Linked DNA regions of Mus musculus: region 1 is linked to region 2. A link is a loop called in an ENCODE intact Hi-C map of the cell type or tissue named here. Cell type or tissue: left cerebral cortex. All regions are shown on one strand. Links, peaks and the distances in the headings refer to the core of each region. The heading gives the core; the rest is flanking DNA.

What was found. A loop is a pair of places that touch in the nucleus more often than their neighbours do. Peaks named below come from ENCODE experiments on the same cell type or tissue, not always from the same donor. Only the 100,000 strongest peaks of a DNase experiment are listed, where the experiment ranks them.
Region 1: it touches region 2 in a loop (2.1-fold over the local background); 2 of 42 quality-filtered maps call a loop at or near these places.

What each region holds. Positions count from the first base shown.
Region 1 is chr1:180,586,509-180,589,407 of GRCm38, forward strand. Parp1 (poly (ADP-ribose) polymerase family, member 1) reads left to right here. Exons shown (of 23, transcript NM_007415.3): 9 at 753-893; 10 at 1,413-1,652; 11 at 1,851-1,919; 12 at 2,142-2,274; 13 at 2,890-2,899. Mir6904 (microRNA 6904) reads left to right here and starts at 693; the gene lies at 693-759. In left cerebral cortex, for the core only: no CTCF peak of the experiment used is centred there; a DNase peak (open chromatin) is centred at 1,497.
Region 2 is chr1:180,762,431-180,765,329 of GRCm38, forward strand. It overlaps Gm38293 (a long non-coding RNA gene), which reads right to left. Exons shown (of 2, transcript XR_865779.2): 2 at 134-1,490. Among named protein-coding and RNA genes, the nearest start is that of Gm38293, 4.8 kb to the right of the region's middle. In left cerebral cortex, for the core only: a CTCF peak has its summit at 1,689 (motif pointing left); a DNase peak (open chromatin) is centred at 1,669; H3K4me3 peaks cover 501 bases.

The DNA of each region.
Region 1 (2,899 bases), core at 212-2,711, 180 kb before region 2:
GTTCTCTACAGAGCCTTAAGAGAAATACAGGTAATGTCCTCAATATCCACCCCCTAGAAAGAACAGACAAGATCTCCCAGTTGGGAGATCCGAAGCAATGGCCTGTGGCCTAGCTATAACCAGTGCTGTGTTTCTACCTTCAACTCATCCTTACCAACATCCTTACCCCATCCTTACCAACCTGACAGTTAGTGCTGTCACCAGCCTGACATTAAGGCTGGCCACCCTTTGCCTAGAACAACTTAGCTCAGTGTGGCCATGCTAACCAAACCTTTTAGCTTTGTCAGCAACAAGTCTGATTTGCAAATAAGAACTGTGCTTTCTTACTCAGGAGTTAGGAGAGGAGAGTGTGAAGCACTCAGAGCTCTCCACCCACCTTCTTCTAGCCTTCTGGTCTCTCATCTCTCTAGATGCAGCCTTTCTAGTCTGCCCCCCCCCCCCCCAAGCAGTCCCCGGGTAGCCAGCCTGGGTCACCTGTTCTGTGTGTGGCCTATGCCCTACCCAGTTTTCTCAGTTGCAGAACTCATGGGTTGGGTCCTTGATTTGCTGTTCTGCCCTCTGTTTCCCCGCTGCCTGTTGGCGCCTGTCTTCATAAAGTTTTCCCAAAGAAAAGAGTGAAGACCAAGGCTGGCCAGGCTCTGTGGCTTCTATGGTTTCTCCTAAAGCCAGCTGTTTTGTCTTGCCTCCATTCATCCTTTCCTGGGGTTAGAGTTGAGTGGTCGTAGCCTGTTGCTTCTGATCTCTTACCCCAGACAAGCCCCTGTCTAACATGAAGATCCTGACTCTTGGGAAGCTCTCCCAGAACAAGGACGAAGCAAAAGCTGTGATTGAGAAACTCGGAGGCAAGTTGACAGGATCTGCCAACAAGGCCTCCTTGTGTATCAGCACTAAAAGTAAGTTCAGTGGTTCAAATGTGGTGAAGGTTGGTGTGGCACAGCTAGGGGTCAGACTCACCACTGTAGCCTGATGTAAAGCTAGGATCTGTACTGTAGTATATGTGTTCACAGTGGCTCAGTCCCGTAAGCTTACACTGCTCCCCAGTGCTCCATGGGGTATCCTGGGTCCTCTGTAGGTAGGTGGAGGTTATTAATTACTTTGTAGTCTGGTGATGGAGCCCAGGCCCGCATTTATGTTATAGACTTTCCTGCTGAGTGTTAGGGGTCTGGGCCTAAGAGTCCATTTCAGTTGTGTGCCTCCTGATACCACACTCAAGGTTTAGAGAAGGTAGCCTCCCTTGGCTTTGCATACCCAAGGGGCAGCCAGGCGCTGGAGCGTGACTGCTGGGATGAGATTCAGCTATAGCTTGGGAGAGAAGTTGGTGGTGATGGGGTCATTGGCGTTGTCGGGCTGTAGTGAGGATGCGTTCAGTCTATCGTTGGGGTTTTCCTTTCTCCCTGTCTGGTTGTAAACAGAGGAGGTGGAGAAGATGAGTAAGAAGATGGAGGAAGTGAAAGCGGCCAACGTTCGAGTTGTGTGTGAGGACTTCCTCCAGGACGTGTCTGCCTCCACTAAAAGCCTCCAAGAGCTGCTCTCGGCCCACAGCTTGTCCTCGTGGGGGGCTGAGGTGAAGGCAGAGCCTGGTGAAGTGGTGGCCCCCAAGGGGAAGTCAGCTGCACCCTCCAAGAAGAGCAAGGGTGCTGTCAAGGAGGAAGGTGAGGCCCAACTGACCTGCCTGTGACTTTTGTTCTGTCCCTAAGTGCTGCAGCGAGCAGTGTCCTTCAGTGTTAGCGGACACAAAGCAGCAGGCCCTCGGCAGCAGGTGGTGTGCGGCGCCATGACACGTGGCTCTGGAAACTCTCCTGCCTTTGTCTTGGTTGAGTCTTTAAGTTCCTCTGTCCTTTCCTTCCAAGGTGTCAACAAATCTGAAAAGAGGATGAAATTAACTCTGAAGGGAGGAGCAGCCGTTGATCCTGACTCTGGTGAGTGGTCAGAGCCTCCCCGTGCACCCCAAGAGATTAGGAGATATCTCCAGTCAGTGTAGCCAGAAGGGAGCAGGCCAGTCCTGGAAGCATGTGGGTCAGTGGGGACCTCTAAAGGTGGTGTGACATGAAACTTACTGGGGACACGTAGGCCCACAGAACCCTCTATTGCACCCTAGCCCTTCAAGGGAGAAAACTATAGGAGCTTTGCCTCTGGGGCAGGTCTGGAACACTCTGCACACGTCCTGGAGAAAGGTGGGAAGGTGTTCAGCGCCACACTTGGCCTGGTGGACATTGTGAAAGGGACGAACTCCTATTACAAACTGCAGCTTCTGGAGGACGACAAGGAGAGCAGGTGAGCCCAGGCCTCCAGACCGAGTGTGTGCTGCCTGCCTTGGGAAGGCAGGCCACTGCAGGGCCTGAAGCAAGAGGAACCTTCACAAAAACCCAGTATTTGAAGTCTCCCCATAAGGAATAGCCACTATGGCTGTTGGTTATGTTGCTGTGCTCAGCCATCACAGTGTATCTTCACCACTCCTACTAGGCTATTCTCTTAGCCATTCAAAAGACAAAACAAACCCATGGTTTATTATGGAACACGTTAAGATTACATTTTATTCTTTTTGTTTGTAACCCTGGCTCTCCTGGAACCTTTGTGGGCCAAACTGGCCTGGAGATCCACTTATTATTGCTTCCCAAGTGTTTCGATTAAAGGTGTGCACTACCACACCTGGCTTCACATTTATTGTTCTATGCTATTCACTGCTTTTTGGGATGATAGCGATAGTTTCAGTGTGTTTAGCCATCCTCTCAGAGTTGTAGAACGCTTGCCTAGTGTGCTCAAGGCCCTAGGTTCTACCTGCAGCACCTCTCAACCAACTCATGAGGGAGAGAGTGCGCTTTTAAAGCTGCCCTTACGGAGGAAGGCCTAACAGAGCAGAAGCTCACCCTGGTCTCTGTCCCTTTACAGGTACTGGATC
Region 2 (2,899 bases), core at 176-2,675:
CACTCGAAAGCCCGGGTCCCGGAAACCTTCTAGTGCCATGCAAACAGATAGCTTGCCACCAGGAACTTTGGGTTTTAATAGGTTCTGGTCTAGTTTGCTTTTTGTTGCTATGATAAACACTATAACCAAAAGCTACTTAGAAAAGGGTTTATTTGGCTTGCACGTCCACCTCATAGTCCACGCTCAAGGGAAGCGAGGCAGGAACCGGAAGCAGGAACAGCAGAGGCGCCGGGGCCTACCGACTTGCTCTCCATGGCTTGCTCAGCCTGCTTTCTTATACAACTCAGGACCACCTGCCCAGGGGTGACACACCCTCTGTGGGCTAAGTCCTTCCGCACCAATCATTAATCAAGAAAAATGTCCCTCAGACATGCCCACAGGTCAGTCTGTCAGAAGCCACTCCTCCGTTGAGGTTCCCTCTTTCTAGATGACTCTAGTTTGTCACATTAACAAAACCTAACTAGTACAAGTTGTGAAACAGCTGCCGCCGGGGAAATAAAGAAGTAGTGGCTTAACACAGTTTGCTTGTGTGAGTCGGCGGTGTGGCCTGAGCCATCTCCCCTCTGTTCTTTGTTTGCTCCGATGGCTTAAAGCTACCGAGGAGTCACTGTGTTGGCTTGGTCCCATGTTCTGCTGTCTGATCTAAGGCCCCTCACCCAGCCCAGACCTTGGGTCTCCCAGGCTAGCCGCGTAGCCGAGTAGGAGTTCCCAGGTAGATGGACTTCAGGCGTGGGTCCCCGCCACCAGGAACACAAAACACTGGGAACACAAGAGCTCCCAGATCCAAGGGAAGGAAACAGACTCCAGGGTCTGAAGAGGACTGTCCACCCCATGTTGTAAGAAGTGGATGAGGTTCAAGAGCGGGTGCTGCTGTCTTTGGGAGATACACTCTGTCATTTGTTTCTGTGTGGTCAGCATCCACTGTTGTCCTCTTTCCCTCCTTCTTAGTCCTTTGAGTGATGGGAGCACACGCCGTGCCTGATGTACCGAGACCGCAGCTGGTGGGTGCTCTGCAAACCGACCGGACAGGCGCGGCTCAGAAATCAGGTCTGTGGTACTTGGAGCCTGAGAAACCTTTTGATGTTCCAGAGAGAGGGGCAGATGCGGGCCCCGCAGGGGGTGGGGGCTGAACAGCAGGGCTGGCTTTGCAGTAGTGACCAGAGGGAACTTTCCTAGATACATGAGGACAAAGACCCTTGTGTGGGTGGGGACTTTAAGAATTTCAACCCCACTTCGCGTCCAGTACCCGTACCGGTACCCTGTCCCCTGTCTTTTCAGTTTTCCAGACAGCACATTCTATTTCAGCGAGGGGGTCTGTGCTGTCGTCATTCTTGAGCCTTTATGCCCACACGGAGGGTCTTCCAGATGGTCCAACTTTTTCCGGCAGCAGCTGGCTCCTCTGCAGGGGTCGGCTGCACATTCCTCACCGCCTCCTCGCCCCTCCAGATTTGCAGCTTCCTACCCTTCCTCCGTGGGAGCACTTTCTGAACCTGTGCAAATTAGAGAGAAGTTGTAGCTCTCCTGGGTGTTGCGGACTATGTCACAACCCACACTGTGTAACCATCGGCAGCCAGCCGTCCTGCGGCTCAGCCGGGCTTCAGAGAGCACACTGGTAGGTCTTCCAGGAGCCTTGCGGCTCTGCCTTGGAAGAGGAAGGCGATCTTGTGAGCTTTGATGCCATCTAGTGGACACATTCAGGCCTGCAAGGACTGACTTCTGCTTTTGGTCCCACATTTTCCTTTTGGACCTCCTGTTTGTTTCCTTTTCTAAAATCTTCATTATGTTTCTTTCTGTGTGGTAAGGATTCTCACCACTGTCTGAGTGGGTGACAAGGACAACTTGCAGGAGATGATGCTCTCTTCCATCATGTGGGCTCTGGGGATCCCACAGATTTGGCAACAAGTGGCTTTACCATTGAGTCAACTTGCTGGTCCATTGGCCAGGTCTACCAGTGAGCCCCTCCTCCCTCCTCCCCTTCCCTCCTTCATCTCCATCATCTCCACCACCACCTCCACCACCACCATCATCATCACTGTCATCACCCTTCCTTCTCTTCCTCCTCCTCTTCCTCCTCCTCCTCCTCCTCCTCGACCTCCCTCCTTCTTTGAGACAAGGTCTCAGTAGACAGCTCAAGCTAGTCTCAAATTCATGCTCCTCCTCTTGAGAGGTAAGATTACAGGGTGGTACCAAAAGTCTGTTGTTCATGATGAAGCAGAGGAAACAATACAAATGCCCTGCACTAGAGAAGCTTCTACCAACCACACTGCAGGACAGTGTAAGCTGGGCACGGTGGTTCACATCTGTAACCCCGCATTCAGGAAGCCAAAGTGGGGGGATTGCTTTGACTTTCAGGCTACCCCTGAGTTCCAGGCCAGTGGGCTCTGGTCTCCCCTTTCTCTATCTCCAAACATCTGCTCTTATTTGTTCATTTACTTTTTGTTCTTTGGGGTTTGTTTGTTTGTTTGTTTGTTTTGGATGATGTTTGTTTGGTTTTGAGACAGGGTATCTCTATGTAGTTGTACTGGCTGGTTTTGTGTCAACTTGACACAGGCTGGAGTTATCCCAGAGAAAGGAGCTTCAGTTGGGGAAGTGCCTCCATGAGATCCAGCTGTAAGGCATTTTCTTGGTTGTTGATCAAGCTGGGAGGGCCTATCGTAGGTGGTGCCAACCTTGGGCTGGTAGTCCCGGGTTCTATAAGAGAGCAAGCTGAGCAACCTAGGGGAAGCAAGCCAGTAAGCAACAGCCGTCCATGGCCTCTGCATCAGCTCCTGCTTCCTGACCTGCTTGAGTTCCAGTCCTGACTTCCTTGGTGATGAACAGCAGTATGGAAGTGTAAGCCGAATAAACCCTTTCCTCCCCAACTTGCTTCTTGGTCATGATGTTTGTGCAGGAATAGGAA